Regions from separate parts of the Homo sapiens genome. Here region 1 is linked to region 2. A link is an interaction called in ENCODE POLR2A ChIA-PET data of the cell type or tissue named here. Cell type or tissue: IMR-90. All regions are shown on one strand. Links, peaks and the distances in the headings refer to the core of each region. The heading gives the core; the rest is flanking DNA.

Region 1 (10,438 bases), core at 245-8,244, 77 kb before region 2:
GATTTCTGGCCCAGAAACAGGGATGAGGTGTATCCTGTTCCCAGCTCTGCATAATTGATAAAAATCCATCCAATCTCTAGACAGCACAGATCTGTCCGTACTCCTAGAAGATTTGATGCAGTGGCCTACACAAAATACACAGGCCCCAGTTGAGCTCTGAAATTCTCTTCTCTCCAGAGCTCCTCCTCATCCTAAATCCACTTCTGCTCAGACCTTGGTCTCCAAACCCGAGATCTCTCTTCTCCTTCCATGCAAATAACTATTTTTTGTTTTCGGAAAAGGAAATACTTGAATACGCTGTTGTGGCGGTGGCTGCTCTTCTACAGGCACACGATTTCTTCTTCATGAAGACCTCTCCCTGTGAATGTGTGAAGCTGATTTCAGATGAGCGCAGAGTGTGTTTAATTAAGGTGCTTCCTTTCCCGGCCAGCGTGCGGGACCCAGGAGCCATGTGCGGTAGCTCGCTGGCCGGGCTCTCATCTCCCTCCCAAGCAGAGGGCGGTGGACACCAAGCAGTGGGATGTCCGCAGCCAGGAAAGCTTGGGGAAAAGGCTCTGTCTACTGCCAGGGACGAGGCTTCCTGCCGGAGTCTCAACGGACTGTGGACGCCACATGGGAGACGGACCACGGTGGCGCGTGGTAGCATCACGGCCGCTTTCCACGCTGCGGCTTGGAGTGGTCCTTGTTTAGATTCCTTTAGGGAGGTTCCGGAAGGAGCTGGACGCTAAAGTGCGGTTGTGTGTCCAGTAGGCTTGCTGGACGATGGTGTGGACGGTCATAGAAGAGCTTTATGTTTTCCAGGTAGAGAATGAGTTTGAGAGCCAGGTAGGGGGTGGCTCCCTCAAGAAAGGGGAGACAGGGCCTCTGATGGTCACAGGGCTGGGTGTATCGGCGGCATGTGGGATCCAGTTCATGTAAGGAGGGATGCGGCTGTAAGTAGGCCTGAAGACTCTGAAAGTACTGTTCCCCTTAGCAAAGATGGTGAGTGGCTGGGTGTGGGTGTCTGTGTGCCTCGGTGTCTGTTCTGTGTGTATCTGTGTGGTTTGGTGTGTGTATGCATGTGTGTATGTGTGTATAGATGTGTTCTGTATGTCTGTGTATATGCCCCTGTATGTCTCTGTGAGCATGTATGTGTGCGTCTTGTGTATGTGTGTGTCTGCATGCATGCACATGTGTGTGTGTATTCTTGTATGTATTCATGTGTGTCTGTGTATGGGTGTGCACTGTAATAGGTGTGCTGTGTGTTTTACATATGTCTCTGTGTATACACATCTATGTGTGTATGAGTATGTGCATATATGTTCTCTGTGTGTCTGTGCATATGTGTCTGTGATACAGGTATGTGTGTATATATATATATATACATGTCTCTGTGTGTCTGTGCCTATATAGATGCCTGTATGTGTGCCCAAGTGCGTCTGAGAGTGTCTGTGTCTCGTGTGTCTCTCTGTGTATGTGTGTCTGTGTCCTGTGTATTTATGTGTGCACATGTATGTATGTGTGTATGTTTGTTTCTGTATGTATTCATGTGTGTCTGTGGGTAAGTACGCATTGTGCTAGTGTACTGTGTGTTTTATGTGTGTCTCTGTGTGTATGCCTGTATGTGTGGATGAGTATGTGCATATGTGTTCTATGTATGTCTGTGGTTTTGCATATGTGTTTGTGTATATATGCATGTGTGTATATATGTCTCTGTGTGTCTGTGTGTGTATGAAGATGTCCGTGTGTGTACCCAAGTGTGTTTGAGTGTCTGTGTGTTTGTCTGCCTGTGTGTCTCTGTGTGCATGTGTTTGTCTGTATATGTGTGTCTGTATATGTAAGTATGTGTGTTTCTGTGTGTTTATAGATACCTGTGTATGTGCCCAAGCATGTCTGAGAGTGTCTGTTTGCCTGTGTGTGTGTGTGTGTGTATGTGTGTCTGTATATGTAAGTCTGTGCATACTGTCTGTGTATAGATACCTGTGTGCCCGGGCATGTCTGAGTGTCTTTGTGTGTGTGTGCCTCTGTGTGTGTGTGTATGTATGTGTGTCTGTATACGTAAGTCTGTGCACGTCTGTGTGTGTATAGATACCTGTGTGTGTGCCTCAGCATGTCTGAGTGTGTCTCTGTGTGTGTGTGTGTGTTTGTATATGTGGGTCTGTATACGTAAGTCCGGGCACATCTGTCTGTGTGTGTATAGATACCTGTGTGTGTGCCTGGGCATGTTGGAGTGTGTGTGTGTGTGTGTTTGTTGGTGTATCTGTATATGGAGGTGTGTGCACATCTGTGTGTGTGTTTGTTGGTGTTATCTGTATATGGAGGTGTGTGCACATCTGTCTGTGTGCATATAGATACCTGTGTGTGTGCCTGGGCATGTCTGAGTGTGTCTGTGTGTGTGTGTTTGCATATGTGTGTCTGTATAAGTAAGTCCGTTCACGTCTGTCTGTGTGTGTGTGTGCCTGGGCATGTTGGAGTGTGTCTCTGTGCGTGTGTGTGTATATGTAAGTCTGTGCACGTCTGTCTGTGTGTATAGATACCTGTGTGTGTGCCTGGGCATGTTGGAGTGTGTGTCTGTGTGTGTGCATGTGCATGCATCAGTGGCTGGGCTTTCACTCTACCCTGGGCTACTGTGATGAAGCTTGTGGCTGGATTCCATGTGCACTTGCCCTGCTCACCCCTGGAACCCATAAGAAGAAACACAAGAGGAGGCGGATGCTTGCAGATCAGCGTTACCTGCTGACGAGTGAGCCCCAGGAGATGAGAGGAGGAACCACACGCAAGGCGGTTCTTAACCTCTAATGCTTGAGTTGCTGGGACATGCAGTCCAGCTAGACAAACGCTGCCTTGCCCACGAGGGATTTTCTTAGTGATGCTCTGTGCCTGGATGCATCTGTCTCAGGCAGGTACCTGCATGTGAGCCCAGCACTCCAGGAGGACGCACGGGTCTGCAAGGCATGGTCCAAATTCCATAACTCAGGACTTCCTAGAAGGGTTTAAGGAGGCAGAGGAGTTTGGCTGGTTTGTTGTTTTCATGACTCAACCCACTCATTTTACCAGCAATCAAAACGAGCATGGATTCTCACTGCACCTGCTCAGCAGAGAGGGCGGCATCCAAACCAGTGGATCTGCAACTGTGGCCTCTGCAACAACAGCCTCAGCATCACCTATGCCCATCCTAGCAACAAAGATCCCCAGACTCCGCTCCAGACCCAATGGAGCAGAAATGCTGGGGGCTTCACAATAGCCAAGCTATGGAAACAAGCAAAGTGTCCATGGATAGATGAATGAAGAAAGTGTGCTCTATGCACACGATGGAATATTATTCAGCTTTAAAGCATTTCTCCTTTGTCCTGAGAATACTGCCCAGGCAGTGAGATGCATTTTTTTTCTAAACAGGAAATGTGTTAATAAACAAAGACGGGAAAAAGGAGATTCTGTCGTTTGCCGCAACATAGATGAACCTGGAGGACATTCTACTCGATGCACGCTCGTTGATGCAGTTTCTTCATAGTGTCATTGGTCTTTATATTTTGGTGGGTTTTTGCAGTGACTGGTACCTATTTTTCCCTTCCATACTTAGTGCTTCTTTCAGGAGCTCTTGCAGGGCAGGCCTGGTAGTAACGAAATCCCTCAGCATTTGCTTGTCTGGAAAAGATTTTATTTCTCCTTCCCTTGTGAAGCTTAGTTTGGCTGGATATGAAATTCTGGGTTGAAAATCCTTTTCTTTAAGAATGTTGAGGCTGGGCTCAGTGGCTCACGCTTGTAATCCCAGCACTTTGGGAGGCCGAGGGGGGCGGATCACGAGGTCAGGAGATCGAGACCATCCGGGCTAACACAGTGAAACCCCGTCTCTACTAAAAACACAAAAACTTAGCCGGGTGTGGTGGCAGGCGCCTGTAGTCCCAGCTACTCGGGAGGCTGAGGCAGGAGAATGGCATGAACCCGGGAGGCGGAGCTTGGAGTGAGCCGAGATCACGCCACTGCACTCCAGCCTGGGCGATAGAGTGAGACTCCGTCTCAAAAAAAAAAAAAAAAAAAAAAAGAAAAGATTGTTGAATATTGGTCCCCAATCTCTTCCGGCTTGTAGAGTTCCTGCTGAGAAGTCCACTGTTAGTCTGATGGGATTCCCTTTGTAGGTGACCTGACCTTTCTCTCTGGCTGCCCTTAACATTTTTTCTTCATTTCAACCTTGGGGAATCTGATGATTATGTGTCTTGGGGTTGATCTTCTCCTGGAGTATCTTAATGATGTTCTCTGTATTTCCTGAATTTGCAAGTTGGCCTGTCTTTCTAGGTTGAGGAAGTTCTCCTGGATAATATCCTGAAGTGTGTTTTCCAGCTTGTTTCCATTCTCCCATCTCCTTCTGGTACTCCAATCAATCATAGGTTTGGTCTTTTTATGAAGTCCCATATTTCTTGGAGGCTTTGTTCATTCCTTTTCATTCTCTTTTCTCTATTCTTGTCTGCATGTCTTATTTCAGTAAGGTGGTCTTCCAACTCTGATATCCTTTCTTCTGCTTAGTTGATTCAGCTGTTGATACTTGTGTATGCTTCATGAAGTTCTTGTGCTGTGTTCTTCAGCTCCATTAGGTCATTTATGTTCCTCTCTAAACTGATTATTCTAGTTAGCAATTCATCGAACCTTTTTTCAAGGTTCTTAGCTTCTTTGCATTGGGTTAGAACATGCTCTTTTAGCTCAGTGTAGTTTTTTATTACCCATCTTCTGAAGCCTACTGCTGTTAATTCATCCATCTGATCCTCCGTCCAGTTCTGTGTTGTGATCATTTGGAGGAGAAGAGGCACTCTGGCCTTTTGGGTTTTCAGCATTTTTTTTGTTATTCTTTCTCATCTTCATGAGTTGGTCTAGCTTCGATCTTTGTGGCCGCTGACCCTTGGATGGGGTTTTTGTGGGGGCTTTGTTGTTGTTGTTGTTGATGCTGTTGTTGTCACTTTCTGCTTGTTTGTTTTGCTTTCAAAAGTCAGGTCCCTCTTCTGTAGGGCTGCTGCAGTTTGCTGGGGGTTCACTTCAGGCTCTATTCATCTGATTCACGCACATGCCTGGAGATGTCACTCAAGGAGGCTGGATAAGAGCAAAGATGGGTGCCTGCTCCTTCTTCTGGGACCTCTGTCCTTCAGGGGCACCAACCTGATGCCAGTAGGATCCCTCCTATATAGGGCGTCTGACAACCCCTGTTGGAGGGTCTCACCCTGTTGGGTGGCATGGGGAGCAGGCCCCATTGAACGAAGCACTTTGTCCCTTGCTTGAGGGGGTGTGCTTCACTGGGGGGAAATTCACTCATCTGGGCTTCTGGATTCCTTATAGTTACTAGGAGGAGAGACTAAGTCTGCTGGTCCACATAGACTGTGGCCACCCCTCCCACTAGGTGCTAAGGCCCAGGGAGATCCAAATTCTGTCCCTGAGCCTCTGGATGGAGTTATTGGAGATCCTGAAGGAAAGCCCTGACCATTGAGGAAGGATGGGTCAGGGTTAGGCCTGAAGAGGCACTCTGGCCACAGATTGCCACAGCCAGTGTGTTGGGCTGTGGGGACAAGTATTGGGACCAAGCCATCCAGCCTCCCTGGCTCCAACAGGGGGAAAGCACAGCCTGGAGCTATAGAAATGGATGACACCCTTCCCCTGCCCAGGGAGCTTAGCATGTTAGGCAGTCACAATGCTGGCTGCTGCCCCTCCGCCAAAGAGCTCAAAGGGCTTAGACAGCAGGCAGCCTAGACAGCAGGCAGCCACAGCTGGTGCTGGTCGCCTCTCCCCCCAGGAGTTCGCTAGGCTTAAGCAGATTCCAGCTGAGAGGCTGTAAGAATCTGCGTGTTCTGGGGTTGGGACACTAGGTCCTGGTGGCATGGGTTTTGGGATCATGAGTGGGATCTTCCGATCCATGGGTTGCATAGTTCCATGGAGAAAGCACAGTTTCCCGGGCTGGGTAGCAGGCTCACTCACCACCTCCCTTGGCTGAGGGGAAGGGGTTCCCCTTCCCTGTGTGACTCTCAGGTGGGCCACCACACCATACTATTCTTCCTTCTCTTCGTGGGTCACCCCGGCCTTCTAGTCAATTTTGATGAGGGAACCTGGATGCCTTGGTTGTTGGTGAAGGATTTGTATGCTTTTTATGGTTTTCTCAATGGGAGCCTCTGAACGCGGCAGCTTCTAGTCGGCCATCTTGGCCCCGCCCCCGCGTCTTTCTTTAATGAAACGTTCGTGTGATTGGAAGCTGAGACCATTTAGAAATATTCTTTCCTAATGTGGATGTGAAAAGTCGTGTAAAGCCTGTCATTTTATTCCTTGAGTGATTGCTGAGGGTGAAGTAGGGTTGGGTTGTGCTTTCACTAAATACTTTTGGTAAGGACCATTTAGGATTGGGAGTTGTACCAAGGGCACCCCTTGTTCTTAGCCCTTAGGATTTCGATTGACTTACACCACAGGTGTATTAGTCCGTTTTCATGCTGCTGATAAAGACATACCCGAGACTGGGAAATTTAGAAAGAAAAAGAGGTTTAATGGACTCAAAGCTCCATGTGGCTGGGGAGGTCTGACAATCATGGCAGAAGGCGAAAGGCACATCTTACATGGCAGCAGGCAAGCGAGAATGAGAGCCAAGCAAAAGGGGTTCCCCTTACCAAACCATCAGATCTCATGAAACTTATTCACTACCACGAGAACAGTCTGGGGGAAACTGCCCCCATGATTCAATTATCTCCCACCAGGTCCCTCCCACAACACATGGGAATTATATGGCAGCTACAGTTCAAGATGAGATTTGGGTGGGGACACAGAAAACCCATATCAATCACCTTATCTAGGTCTTCAACTTGTAGAATATGGTGGGTGGGACTTAGCCTCCATAATCACATGAGCCAATTCCCATAATAAATATCATCTGTATCTATAGCTATAGCTATAGCTATAGCTGTCTGTCCTATTGCTTCTATTTTTCTGGAGAACTCTAACAAATATATCCCTTATCAGATACATGATAGGCAAATATATCTTTTCATTCTGTGGTTTGTTTTTTCACCCTTTTGCCTGTGTCTTCTGATGAACAAAAGTTGTTGTTGTTGTTTTTGGTGCAGTCCAGTTTACCTGTTTTTTTTTTTTTCCTTTTGTTGCCTGTGTCTTTCGTGGCATTGCCAACAAATTATCATAAATTTCCAAAACTTTTTCTAGACCATCTAATATACATGGAGAGTGGAAAACACGAGATCTTGTTGGGCCTTTCTCCGCTCTGGATTTTCTGGATGCAGTCAGCCATCCAGACAGCTGAGTGCAATGGCGCCTTCGCCCCATCTGTACCTCTGCAGAAGGTGGGCCCCTGCCAAAAAGACTGCATTTTCCAGGAGGGCGAGAGACAAGCCAATTTGGCAAAAGCACACAAGTGAAGTCAGTGGCTTTCTCCAGCCGACCATCTCCACTGGTGTTGCTGGCTGGCCCTTCACATCCAAGTGGCTTCACCGGTAATATCCTAAGAATAGCCCAATGCATTAACCGTCAACAATGCCAAACTTTCCAAGGCTCACTTTGAGAAAATTTCCTGTTTTTTCATTATCTTTTCCAATTTTTTTTCTCAAACAAAAGTCTGTCAATCTGGCCTCCTGATGAGAGTCTCTTTGTAGCTGCAAGAGGTCATAATCAGAAAGTAAGTGCCTGCAAAGATAACATTTTTCAAGAAGGTGCTTTTTTTTTTCTCTTCTCCAGATGGTGACATATGGAGAATTAGCAGGGATGCTACAAATAGCCCATCAGAGGGCTTTTGGTGGGGGGAAAGGTGACAGATAAAGCCAGTAAAGGATCTAAGATACCCTCCCAAATGTCCACAGACAGGGCAGTTTCTCATCCCCACAGCTTTCAGCTTTCGCCTGCAGGTTCCAGACCGCTGATGTCAGCCCATGGAAGGATTGAGGCACAGCTGTCTGCCCAGAGTCCCAGAGCACAGCACAGACATCTTCCAGGATTATAAATCGAGCAGCATGTCAGCAGTTCTCATGCCTAATACCTGCACCGGCTGCTTCTATGGGCCCAGGGAAGGACTTATTTCTCTGCTATACTTTTATGGATGATTTCCTGGTTGTGGCAAGGGCTTCTGAGGCATGCATTCCTCAGTTGCCCTAATCAGATAGGTGCTTCATGCACAGTAGTTGTCACAGTGACATTTGTATTAGTCTGTTCTCACACTACTAATAAAGACATACCCAAGACTGGGTAAGTTATAAAGAAAAAGAGGCTTAATGGACTCACAGTTCCACATGGCTGGGGAGACCTCACAATTACAGCAGAAGGTGAAGGACACAAAGGCACATCTTACATGGTGGCAGGTGAGAGAGCTTGTTCAGGGGAATTCCACCTTATAAAACCATCAGATCCCATGAGACTTATTCACTATCATGGGAACAGCACAAGAAAGACCCACTCCCATGATTCAATTACCTCCCACTGGCTCCCTCCCACAACATGTGAAAACTGTGGGAGCTACAATTCAAGATGAGATTTTGGTGGGGACACAGCCAAACCATATCAATATTTTTCCTGTTCTAATCCTTAGGGAGCCAAATTGTGTTACCCTGAAACCTATCTCTGGCCAGAGAGTGCATTTATAATAAAAGCTATGCTATTCTGGGGGAGAGAACCATCCATTCACCTCCTGGCTTGGACTTTAATCATATGTAAAATTTGGAAGCATGGAACTTTCTCAGAGGCTTCAAGAATCTGTATGTGTTTATCTGTGCATTTGAGACAGTATAGGCTTTTGAGCTACATTCACTGGGGTATCAGTGAAAATATTCAATAAAATGTTCATGCTCTGAAGAGAAATCCTTTGCCATTATCCGTCGTGTCCCATTGATACATGTGACACACAGATGTGGATGTGTTTGTTGAATCCATTTTGGGACTTGATCTTTCGCTATTTAAGCAATCTCACACTTATCGGTCAGAATTTTAGCTTGGTGAAATTTTTTTCTGTTGAAAGCCTGTTTGATGGTGTGTTGTAACTCAGGACTAATTTCAACATTAACCTCCTATGTCTTATGTCACCCATTCAAAACTCTCTGTTACCAACATAAAAATAACTGCCATTTGGATGCGCGATTTACTCTATAAAGAAAGGATGTTCTAATGAGCTGGATCTCTGCATTCTTGTTGGGAATTGCAACTTAGGGAGCAAGAAAGAATGCAGAAGAAAATGGAGATGAGAGGAAAGAGAGGATTGCTTTGGAGGACACACACAGACACAAGTACATATACAAGCAGACACAAACACATGCTTACACTTAAACACATGCATACATACAACTGCATGCATGTACATATATACACACAAACACATGCATAGATAAACTTATGCAGAAACTAATGCATACTTAAATTTGTATGCATGCACATATATACACACAAACACGTGCGTACATAAACTCAAGCAGAAACCCATGCATACATACAACTGCTTGCATGCACATTTATACACAAAAACACATGCACACATAAACTTATGCAGAAACCCATGAATACATACACCTGCATGAATGCACATATATACACACAAATGCATGCATACATAAAATCATACAGAAACTCGTGCATACATATGCCTGCATGAATGTACACCCATGCACTCATACATGGGAACACATGTGCATATACAAACACACATACATAATACACTCATGCAGAAATGCATGCATTTGTGCATCTACACATACAAACATGAACACACAGAAATACATGTGCGTACACAAGTTCATACAGAACATACGCATACAGACACATAAACATACAGAGTCTCAAGGGGAGTCACCCAGGTCAGGGCCAGATGGGGGACATAGCTGAGACTCAAAGGGTCCATATGGGTGGCAATGGAGCCCTGATCAGGCCAAAACCCCAGGTACACAGGCTGCAGGCTCCAGCCCCAGTGCCAGCAGCATGCAGGTGGATGAAGCCAGACAAGGCTCAAGCAGCAGCACAGCTATTCTTCTGCTGAGCCTCCCTTAACTCAAGGCCTTCTCTCCATGGCTAGGATGTAGTTTGCTCCCCACATTTCACTTCCAGACCTCAGCTTGAAGAAGCTCTTGGTGATGATGGCTGACGGCAAGACATGAAGAACAGGCCATGCATTTCCCCAGAAGGAACCATGAACCTATGGACACACCAAGAGGGTCTCTGCTTTGCACTGAATTTACTCCACCCCATTCTTCCAGCTTAGTGGGAGATTTGCAGCCCTTCAGATTAGCGAACAGATACTAAGTGTGCACATTTTGCAGTTTGCATGCCTAAAAGTGAGTTCAGTAACCTTTGACACCCAATCCATCAGGGTGGTCCAGGAAGGACAGTTGTGGTCCAGGAAGGACAGCTAATGTTAACAGTGACAAACGATGACCGCCAAGGGCTCTATCAAATTGCATTTGCAAATTTGGCTTTTATCTCACTACCATAACCATGCACCACTGTAACCATC
Region 2 (12,135 bases), core at 2,482-10,481:
GAGGACACAGGGAGAAGACAGCATCTACAAGCCAAGGAGAGAGGCCTCAGGAGGAACCAGCCCTGCCCACACCTTGATCTCAGACTTCAGCTTCCAGGACTGTGGGAGAATCATTGTCTGTTGTTTATAAGCCTCCCAGTCTGTGGTATTCTGTGATAGCAGCCTGAAATGAACTAAGACATCTCATAAGAAGAGGGGATAAGGACACAGACACACACAGAGGGACGACCCTGTGAGGACACAGGGAGAAGACGGCACCTCCAAGCCGAAGAGAGAAGCCTCAGGAGGAACCATCCCTGCCCACACCTTGATCCCAGACTTCCAGCCTCCAGGACCATGGGAGAATCAATGTCTGTTGTTTAAGCCAAGCATTCTGGGGGACCTGGTTATGCAGCCCTAGCAAACTAACATAGCAAGCATTATTTTCTCTCCCATATCTCAGGGTAAATCACCTTCCTTTAAAATGGTAGGACCCTATTTCATAAAAATGCATTCCATCTCTCGTGTGTATTTTTCTCAGGGTAATAACTATGAGTAGAGTCTCACAAATAAAGTTCTTTACCTAAAGTATAAAACTAGCCTTAACCACTAAACCCTGAAAGTTCATTTTAGATTTTCAATGTAATAATAGTTTTTACAACAGGAAAATCAAATTCCGTTATAATAATCTGAAAAGCACCCTCAAGTACATCATGTTCTTATTTTAATTCTTCTTTTACTCATACAATTCTCTTAGATGAAAAAAAAAAAGAAGAAGAAGAAGAACCTCCAACTGTAATCCAAGAAATTGTGGCTGGGCACAGTGGCTCACGGCTGTAATCCCAGCACTTTGGGAAGCTGAGGCAGGTGGATCACTGGAGGTCAGGGGTTCAAGACCAGCCTGGCCAACATGGCGAAACCCCGTCTCTACTAAAAATACAACAAATGTCCAGGTGTAGTCATACGCGCCTGTAATCCCAGCAACTCGGGAGGCTGAGGCATGAGAATCACTTGAACCCATGAGGCAGAAGTTGCAGTGAGCCAAGGTCGTGCCACTACACTCCAGCCTGGGTGACAGAACGAGAATCTGTCTCAAAAAAAAAAAAAAAAGGAAATTGCAATAGGAAGCTGCCACATCCAAGTGGCTACATTTGTGAATTAGGAGGATAAAGGAAATTGAAGAGGAGGATGACAAGAATGAGGCCTCAAATGTGCTGTTTGTTTTCTCTTCTAATGGGTGTTTGCAAAAGAGTGGCCCGTATAAGAGAAACTTAAGCTGTTAAAATAATTTCAGTATGCAATCTTTGGCTTGTCTTTCTTCTTGGTATTATGAGAGTGTCATTCCAGAGTTAGAATGGTGCTTCTAGGAAACCCAAGAAAAATATGTTCATTTTCATCAAAAACATAATTGGTGCATTTATTGAGAGCTTTCTCCATGGTCACGTTAATATCACAGAAAACTCCATGATAGTTTGCTGAGCAAAGCAAACAGTGTTCAAACGCAGCAGTCCCCAACCTTTTTGGCACCAGGGACAGGTTTCGTGGAAGACAACTTTTCCATGGCTGGGGTTGGGAGCAGGATGGTTTCAGGATGATTCAAGCACATTGCATTTATTGTGCACTGTATTTCTATTATTATTACATTGTAAGATACAATGAAATAATTTTACAACTCACCATCATGTGGAATCAGTGGGAGCCCTGAGCTTGTTTTCCTGCAACTAGACAATCCCATCTAGTGGGGGATGGGAGACAGCGACAGATCATCAGGCATTCCACTCTCATAAGGAGCGCCAACCTAGATCCCGCGCATGTGCAGTTCACAAAAGGGTTCACGCTCCTATGAGGATCTAATACCACCGCTGATCTGCCAGGAGGTGGAGCTCAGGAGGTAAAGTGAGTGATGGGGAGCAGCTGTCAATACAGATGAAGCTTTGCTCGCCCACCTGCTACTCACCTCCTGCTGTGCGGCCCAGTTCCTAACGGGCCACGTGGGGACCCCTGTTTTAACATATATCATTTCTAATCTGTCTCCCCAAATCTCTGTAATATAAAGATTATTGTTCCCAATGTACATCAAAAGACCCTGTAGGGCAGAGATGTAAAAGCATCAGCCTGATATTCTGTTGCTGGCATATATCATAGATGGTCATCAAACCCTAATTTTATACAGTTGCATAAAAGACATAGTTCTAATATTTGATAGCAGGGTAAGGTGCCTATAGTTAGCAATAATGTATTGTGTATTTTAAAATAGCTAGAAGAGAAGACTTGAAATGTTCCCAACACATGGAAATGATTAATTCTCAAGGTGACAGATATTCCAAATAATGTGGCCTGATCACTACACATTCTATGCAAGCAACAAACTGTCACATGTTCCCCATAGATATGTAAAATAGTATGTATCAATAATAGAAAAAAGGTAAATGCAAGCAAGTTTCTCAAAAAATTCTCAGTTTCTTCAAGTATCTGGTATGGTCCTTAAACCCGTAACTCCCTGTGCAAGAAGTCAAGCTCGATTTTGGCTAGGGTTTGTGGGGCGCCTGATGTTTAGTTTGCACACCATCCAATTTCACGGGGGTTTTTTGACGTATTTCATGCTTCACTCTTCTGCAAAGCATTTGGTCCTAAGCTCACCATGAGCTCCAAAGGGTGGGAGCGTCCATGGGAAGGAAGGGCTTCTCTGGGGTCATAAGCATTGCTTTGCTCAGAAGCACCCTGGGCGGATGGAATTCTGGGCAAAGGATGCCAGGACATGAAGGGTTTTCTTCCAGCCCCAAACTTAACTCTCCTGGTATGTTATACTGCAAAGAAGGCTGAAATACGAGCAAATGGCCGATGAGGGGATGCACTGAGAATGAGGCAAAGGAGTCTGGCTTTCCCTTTTCCTGGGATAGCTGGAAGGATTTGAAGGATTTTGAGCATGAGAGAGGCGTGAGTAGAGATGAGCTGCTCAGACAGAAGTTGGCCTGTGGTTTGGGGTCCTCTAGACAGGAAAAGATTAGAAGCAGGGACACCACTGGGAATCAACAAATGAGCGCCAAAAATTCACCCAATCAAAATGGCAGGAAATGGCCTCAGAATACCTTGAATGCTGAAGATGCCTTGTAAGTGTTAGTCAAATTGAATATACTTTGGATCTGGAGGTATAAATTATATATTATGTATAATAGGTGTGTTATATATAATATATATTATAATAATGTAATATCTTAAATATTATTATAATATATAATACTTAAATACTATATGTAATATATAGTATTTCAAATATGATATTATTATAATAAAACACAAATTGCATATTGTTTATTTCATATTATATATTAAATTGCCATTACTCTTAATGGCAGAAACCCCAATTACTTTTGCACCAACCTAATATGTACTATATAACTATATGATACATAACATACCATTGTATGTCTATGTATATTATATGTAATATACTATGTAATATATATTATATTCTATGTAATATATTATATACCATGTAATATATATTATAATTAAATATGTTATACGTAATATATATCATATACATAATATAATGTATATGTCATATATTATACAGTATAAGGTGTTATATATCATATAACATATGGTGTTATGTCTATGTATGTTATATACATTATATACTATGCAATTTATATTATATACTATGTAGTATATTATATTATAATTATGTTATATGTAATATATATCATATACATTATATAATATATGATATGTCATATATTATATAGTGTTAGGTGTCATATATTACATAAGGTATAGTATTATAAATTATGTAATAGATAATATAGTTATATATTATATAAAATGATGTAAATTATATATAATATATAGTTATATTTTATAAATATATCTTATATCATATATAACATTTTATATCATTTTATGATTATATTATTTATTTTATTATTATTTATACTATTTTATAGTATTTATATTATATATTACTCTTTATACATTTAAAATATTACATATTATTTATAGATAACATTAAATTTCAACAGCAATTTATTATATATAACGTACATATACAAATAATTGTATATAATACACAATATAATAAATAATGAAATTTTTATCAATAATGATGACTTCAAAACACAAAATCAAAATTGTTATCGGATGTGATGTCAAAAGGCTGTTGTTATTAAGCTCCGGATGGAATTGACCTATCTTATTGGGCACAGGTGGAAAGACAGAATGCATTTTCCTATTAATATTTAACCAAGATCTATTGTGCTTATATTTGAAGCAGCAATAGCACCAAGAGGACATGATCCCTGTCCTCGGAGTCACACATCATCCAAAAACTCACATAAAATAAGATACTGGGGATGAACTTAGAAAGTGCTATGAAATAATAGCTGGGCATGGTGGTGGGTGCCTGTAATCCCAGCTACTTGGGAGGCTGAGGCAGGCGAATCGCTTGAACCCGGGAGGCAGAGGTTGCAGTGAGCCAAGATCGTGCCACCGCACTCCAGCCTGGGCGACAAGGGAAGACTCCATCTCAAAAAAATAAATAATTAATTAATTAAAATTAAAAAATAAAATTAGTAATAATCACAAATCACATAGCGATGAGCTTCCTGGAATCCAAAGGAAAAAATGAGACATCTTCTGTGTTATGATTAATACAATTCTTTGGTAAGAAATTAAGCAAAGCTTTTCCAGTCATATCTGAGTCATTCATACCAAAAGCGTCTTCAACAGTACCCCCACAGAAAAGACAGGATCACAACTTAAAAGTGCAATCTGTTACAAATATTCTCATTTTAGAGCTCAGTGCACAATAAGAAAGTACTGCTCAGCAGTAGCAATTCTGTGGAGAACTACAGCAGAAGTGGTCTAAGAACTCAGCTTTTGGATGGTCCAGATTTTACTTTACTGTAAATAAAATCTATGCTATCCAGGACCATGAGTCCTTCAAAACATGCTCCTCCAATAGCGTGTCTCTCAAGTAATTGCATTTTAGGATCATATCGTCTGGCAGAAGCATGGACAACCTGCATTTTTCTGCGGTTGTTTAAGGGCATGTGCATCAACCCTAATGATCGAGGATGAGAAGAGCGTGGTTACAACCCTGCAAAGGAAGGTTCATGGCAGAATGGCTGCTGGGCTTCCCTCAGTGCAGCTAATATGTTTCTTAAAAATGAAAGTCCTCTACACTCCTATCTATCTATCATCTATCTATCTATCTATCTATCTATCTATCTATCTATCTATCTATCATCTATCTACCTAATCTGTATTTCTATCTATATCTATCTCTGTATTTCTAGCTATATCTATCTATCTGTATTTCTATCTATCTATATCTGTATTTCTATCTATCTATCTGTGTTTCTATCCATCATCTATCATCTATCATGTTTTTATCTATCTTTCTATCATGTATCATCTATCTATTTGTCTACCTATCACCTATTATCTCTCTATCTTCTTTCTTTCTATTATGTATGTATCATCTATCTATTTTTTTCTGTCTCTGTTCTCTACGTCTATCTTTGTATTTCCATCTCCTATACACACACACGCGCACACACACACACATACACACACACACATCAAATCTCCAATCTTCTGCTCCCTTGGGCAATATAGTTAGATAATTTTATTATAGGAAGTGTGTCCAAGGAAAACATAGAAGTCACTGGTCCCAACCACAGAAATATTTCTATCACAAAGAACATGGATTGAGCAATGCAGTCTCTTTGTGAAGAATGAGGATCCATTTTATGCAAAAGATAACTTAAAATAGCCAGAACCACTGTATGGATTTCCTGTGCGTACACTCATTTCATCTTGGTGACCATCTGCTAAAAATAATTATATGTATTCTCAAAATTTTATCAGAAGCCACTGTTAGGACAATGGCTTCATTGTAGGAAACACTGTCCATTGATTCATCACTTAATTATAGTACGGTTGACCTTTGAACAACACGGGTTTGAACTATGTGGTCCACTTAGAAGGGGATTGGATCCTCTTCCACCTCTGGCACCAGCGAGTCAGCAATACCAACCATTCTCTTCCTCCTCAACCTCCTCAACGTGAAGACAATGAGGATGCACATTTTTATGATGCTCCACTTCCACTCAATGAATAGTAAATGTATTTTCTGTTCCTTATTGTTTTCTTAATGACATTTTATTTTCTTTAGCTTGCTTTATTGTAAGAATACAGTATTTAATATGCATGACATATAAAATATGTGCTAATCGACTGTTTATGTTATCAGGAAGGCTTCCACTCAAAAGTAGGTTCTTATTAGTTATGTTTTGGGAGAGTCAAAAGTTACAAGTGGATTTTTTTTTTTTTTTTTTTTTTTGGAGACGGAGTTTCACTCTTGTTGCCCAGGCTGGAGTGCAGTGACTCGATCTCTGCTCACTGCAAACTCCGCCTCCCGGGTCCAAGTGATTCTTCTGCCTCAGCCTCCCGAGTAGCTGGGATTACAGGCACACGCCACCACGCTTGGCTAATTTTTGTATTTTTAGTAGAGACAGGGTTTCACTATGTTGGCCAGGCTGGTCTTGAACTTCTGACCTCAGGTGATCCACCCACCTCAGCCTCCCAAAGTGCTGGGATTACAGGCGTGAGCCACCATGCTCAGCCTACAGGTGGATTTTTGACTGCATGGTGGGTTGGAACCCCTAACTCCCACATTGTTCAAGAGTCTACTATACATTAATATACTCTTGGGGTGTGTTTGTTGTTGTAATACTCTGAGTGTTGGAGAAGGTACAGAATTATTCACCTCCTCTCTCTTACCTGCTGTGGAAACAGGGATTCTGACCCCTGGGCTATTTCCCATGGTGACATCAATTAATTTCGGCCTCAACTCCTAAAAGGAGCCGGAACAGTTTAGTACGTGTCAGATCGTATTGGATGACCACATCACCAGCTCAATAAAGAGCCAAATTTAGCCATGACAAAAAACTGGTGAATCTCACAGAGGCAAGTATGAAAAGACTCATTGCAATGGGTTTAACAAGAAGGTGACTCTACTGTAAATTCCCACTCACTCAAAATTCCTGTGATTGGGAAGCTCATGCAGGTGAAATTTGTCTTCTGTCCTTCATCTGAAAGAACAATTAAACAAATCCCAAGAATCTGCTTAAAAGGTGTGTTGCAGGCATTCTACACAACCATTATAAGGTTGAGTAGAATTAAGTATCCAATGCAATGGACACCTATAATGATCATTCTGAGTTACTGTGAGATAGTGTATAGAACAATAACAAATTTGAACACAATTAAATATAAAAGTAAATATGTGCAATAGTGACTCGAGCTGGGTATAATGTAACCATGATTTGGAAATAGCACATCTGTAATGAAAGAAACAGAAGATGCTATGTCTCTGCTCCATCTCTTATAGCTATAGCTTCTTCCTGAAGAAACTCTCATGTGGTTTTCATATGAAAAATGATAAGAGCAGAATATTTGAACTTTCTTAGCTAATATGCTCAATGGATGAATGAATAGATAGAGAGATAGATGATGGATAGATAGATTAGATAGATAATTGATAGCCGATAGATAGATAGATAATAGATGGATAGGTAGGTAGATGATAGAGATGAGATTTTGATAGGTAGGAAAGTAGGTAGATGATGGATGAGTAGATAGATAAGCGATGGATTGATAAAGGTAGAAGACATAGATGATGATAGATGATAGATGGATGTAGATGAATAGAGAGATGATAGATGAGACAGATGATAGACACATAAGATAACAGATAAATGGATAAGATGAGATAAATGGATAGATAATAAATAGATACATAGATGGATACAGAGAGACATGAGAGTTGAATAGGTAGGGAAGTAGTTACATAGAAAGCTTGATAGATGGATGAGTAGATAGATGGATAAAAATGGAAGAGATAGAGATAGATACGAGATAGACAATGATAGCTAAACTAATAAATCTAATAGCTATTACATATGATATGAATTCATACTTACATCCACACAGTTGAGGTTTGCGTGTAGAGGAATAGTTAGATGTTAGCAATTTGTACTGAATTACAATTGTACTTTGTGTATTTAAGTGTCATAAGCCAAATTCTAAATAACCTAATCCTTTTAAAATTCTCAATTCACCAGAATCCTGAGTTAAAAAGAACTCACAACCCTCCAATTCCAAATAATTTCTCGAGAGTAATGATGCAGTTGAGAGAAACCCCCAGCCTCTGTGAGAGAGGAAACTTCTCCACTGCGTTCCCTGGAAATAGGCACTCTTTGGGGCTCTCATTTGCCTCGAACTAATGATTTTGTTCTCTTTGTTTGCTTATGGGGGAAACAACTATGTTATAAATCAATGAGTTTTAGCTTTGTGCGCTGAATCTGGAGATCCGACACTTTTGGAAAATTATTTTTGAAGCTGACCTCACTCATCTGTGCCGGCCTTGGCAGAGGCTGTGGTTAGATGCTGGTTCTGCTCACATAGATATGCCACATGGAAAAAAATAAAAGTACTTTCAACAAACCGAGAAGCGGTGACCCAGACATAAAGAATGAGCATTTGTTTCCAGTGTCCGCTGGTGACTCACTTCACTCTGTCATTGGTCAGAGCCTTCCCGTTCTGAGGCACAGCCCTGGCAAAGGCGGGGTTCTGGAAGGACAGGGCTTGCCTGGGAGATAATGATTCAGGAATCAGACAGGGGGGCGGGTGTTCGGTAATTGTATCACTCCACCCTCAGCGTGAGTTAGAAGAGGATTGCACTCCAACTTCTGCTGCAGGTCTTCATTCTCTGCTGTGTGTGTGTGTGTGTGTGAGAGAGAGAGAGAGAGAGAGTGTTACTCTGTCGCTCAGGAGTGCAGTGGCACGATCTCAGCTCACTGCAGCTTTGACCTCCTAGGGTCAAGCCATCCTCCCGCCTCAGCCTCCGGACCAGCTGAGACTACAGGCGCAAACCATCATATGCCTGGCTAATTGATTTGCATTTTTTGTAGAGACAGGGTTTTGTTACGTTGCCCAGGCTGATCTCGAACCCCTAAGCTCAAGCAATCTACATGCATCGGCCTCCCAAAATGCTGTGATTACAGGCATGAGTCACCACACCCGGCCACCATTCTCTGCTTTTCACTTGAGTAAATGCATTTACAAGCAAGGGTGAGCTCTGACAAAGAAAGCTCTTGCCCAATTCCACAAACAGAAAAAGGATGAGGGATGAGTATTCAGGATACTGAGTATCTTGAATATAGTGGAACATCTGGGTTTTGGTTTTTTGTTTTTGAGACAGAGTCTCGCTCTGTTGTCCAGGCTAGAATGCAGTGATATAATCCCAGCTCATTGTAGCCTCGACCTCGTGGACTCAAGTGATCCTCCCACCTCAGCCTCCCGAGTAGATGGAACTGCAGGTGTGCAGCAGCACACCCGGCTATTTTATTTTTTAAATTTTTGTAGAGACGGGGTCTTACTATGTTGCCTAGGCTGGTCTCAAACTCCTGGGCTCAAGCTATCCTCCTGCCTTGGCTTCCCAAAGTGCTGGGTTTACAGGCATGAGCCACCACTCCCAGACCTGGTTTTTTCTAATATCCTTTCCTTTGACACTCATTTGTTAGGGGAATGCATTTATTCCTTAGGGCTGCGGTAACAAATTGCCACCAATGTAGGGGCTTCCAACAACACACATATTGAACCTGCCATTACTTTCGCACCAACCTAGTACATACTCTCACGGTTCTGGAAGTTGGAAGTCCTGAATCAATACTACCAAGCTGAAGTCAAGGTTATCTCCATGGTTGTGCTCCCTTGGAAAGCCTGTGGGGAGGATCCTTCCTTACCTCCTCCAGCTTCTGGCGGCTCCATCGTCATCACTCCGATCCTCAAGGCCAGCCTCTCTGAATTCTCTCTGTGCTCCATCTCGCACCATCTTCTCCTCTGTGGGTGTGTCAGGTCTCCTTGTGTCTTCTTCACATTAGGATCCATGTCTGGCAATTTAGGAGTCACCACTGCTCGGTTTGTTGAAAGTACTTTTACTTTTTTTCCATCTGGCATATCTAGTTGAGTGGAACCAGCATCTCCCCCACAGCCTCTGCCAAGGCCGGCCCAGATGAGTGAGGTCAGTCCCCCAAAAATAATTTTGCAAATGTGTCAGATCTCTAGATTCAGTGCACAAAGCCACAACTCATTTATTAATCATCTAGTTGTTTCCCCCTACAGGCAGGATTATCTGCCCATCTCAAGATTTGTACCTTACACACATCTGCAAAAATTCTTTTTTCCAAATAAGGTTCCATTCACAGGGTGTAGAGAGGAACAGCTGATCTGTTTGGGGAACATTATTCAGACTATGGCTGGGAATGGGATGTCGCCATTTTGGAAGGATGCATTTTTCAAAAACAATTTCAACTTTTATTTCAGATTCAGGGGATATTTGTGCAGGTTTTTTTCCTGGGTACATTGAGTGATGCTGAGGTCTGGGGTATAACTGATGCTGTCACCCACGTAGTGAGCATTAGCACCCACTAAGTACTTTTTCAACCCTTGCTGCTATCCCTCCCTCCCTGCTCTAGTAATCCCTGGTGTCTCTTGTTGCCAGGAACGATGAATTTTTAAATTGATGTCTGTCCCAAGTATCCCTGGGAAAGACTGGGAGTGTGGTTACATTGTGGTCAGCAGTGTAATGCTGTTTCTCTGCTGGAAAATAAAGAAGTGGTGTTAAAACTGAAAGAGATCTTGGGAATCTTCCCCTTAGAGCTTACAAATATCTCAGCCAGGTCCTTGGGAGGTCAGAAGGACCGAATGGGGCCAACCCCCACCCCACCAGCATCTCCTCCACCCATGCTGCCTGACCAAGAGAAAATTAAATTATCTTTTACTGTAGCCAAATTCTCGTCAATTATCCTCTCTTCCATGTTTGTTCTGTTCTTCCCCCTCCTGGAAGACAGAATGAGCCTTTACTGCATGTGAATTGTTGGCTTTCTTGCCAGCCCAGGTCCTGACCCATGGGCTGTGCTTGAGGAGCCTTTGGAGTCTTTTGCAGGAGGACAGCCATACCAGCTTGAAGTAGACCCCACTCAAGAGGCAAAAGACTCCTGAACAAGCTCATATTCAAGTGGTTCCAAAGTACTAATGTATAAGGGGAAAAAAAAGCAAATCTCAGCTCTCCAAGTAGAGAAAGAATGTTTTACAGCTATTTAAACATCGGTAACAAGAAACCCTTGACATAACTAGCTTCTCCCAAACGAGCAAATAAGTACTCTTACTAATGTAAGAAACATGAATAAACACGAGAGAATTCCAACAAAACTCAAGGGGATCAACTTTTTTCTTTAACTTTTCACATCTGGAGCTTTCAAATTCTGTCAATTTAGCATCTAAAAAAAATAATTGACACATGTTCAGCATATCCGTATGCAATCAAGGTGCTGCCATTAAACATCATATGATTCTTTTCATAGCTTGATAAAAATAAATTATATCATAGCGTGGGGGCATTTGAGATAGACTGTATGAATTCCCTTTGTATTAATGTTTTCTATATTTTTCATATTTCCAGATAGTTTCCCCCAATGACATTGGTAATTCTGTTTTGTTTTGTTTTTTAAATGATAAAGAGAGTTTAGCTTACACCCTTAGGTCTCAGCAAACTCCCTTGGTGATGGTGAGAGAAACTTTCCATCATTAACAAAAAACATATGCTGAGGTTTAGATGACATCAATCCGATTCCTGTGGAATGATGGGATTTGGGAGTTCAGTGCAGTTAGACAAAAAAAAAAGAGAGAGAGAGAGAGAGCCTTACAGTTTACTCAGAACCATAATTTACATCAAGGGGAACAGAGAGAAGAGAATAAAAGACCATTAATAAGAATCTCTTTTCATTATGTCAGGGGACATGAGGCAATAACTAATAAGAACTGAGACAGCTTATATGTATGGTGTTATTGTGATGGAATGTGTAGCATCACCCATGGCAAGCCACATTCATCTTAGATACAAGGCTATTTTCATATCCTCAGGGGAATCGTTATCTCCAGGGTGTTGGGTTCATTCCTCCCTCCCAAAACCCTGCTCCGCTCACCCATTCTAATCTCCCTGTTGGCCTCTTCGTTGGTCATGTCTTGACCACAGACACCACCTGACTAGGCTAACACTCATGTTCTCCTCCTCCTGCTCACTCTCTC

What was found. Peaks named below come from ENCODE experiments on the same cell type or tissue, not always from the same donor. Only the 100,000 strongest peaks of a DNase experiment are listed, where the experiment ranks them.
Region 1: POLR2A ChIA-PET joins it to region 2 with 17 read pairs; 2 of 35 experiments call an interaction of 5 or more read pairs at or near these places.

What each region holds. Positions count from the first base shown.
Region 1 is chrX:3,435,507-3,445,944 of GRCh38, forward strand. No RefSeq gene overlaps it. Among named protein-coding and RNA genes, the nearest start is that of SNORA48B, 92 kb to the right of the region's middle. In IMR-90, for the core only: no CTCF peak of the experiment used is centred there; no DNase peak of the experiment used is centred there.
Region 2 is chrX:3,510,526-3,522,660 of GRCh38, forward strand. No RefSeq gene overlaps it. Among named protein-coding and RNA genes, the nearest start is that of SNORA48B, 16 kb to the right of the region's middle. In IMR-90, for the core only: no CTCF peak of the experiment used is centred there; DNase peaks (open chromatin) are centred at 5,656, 8,556 and 9,066; H3K27ac peaks cover 2,720 bases.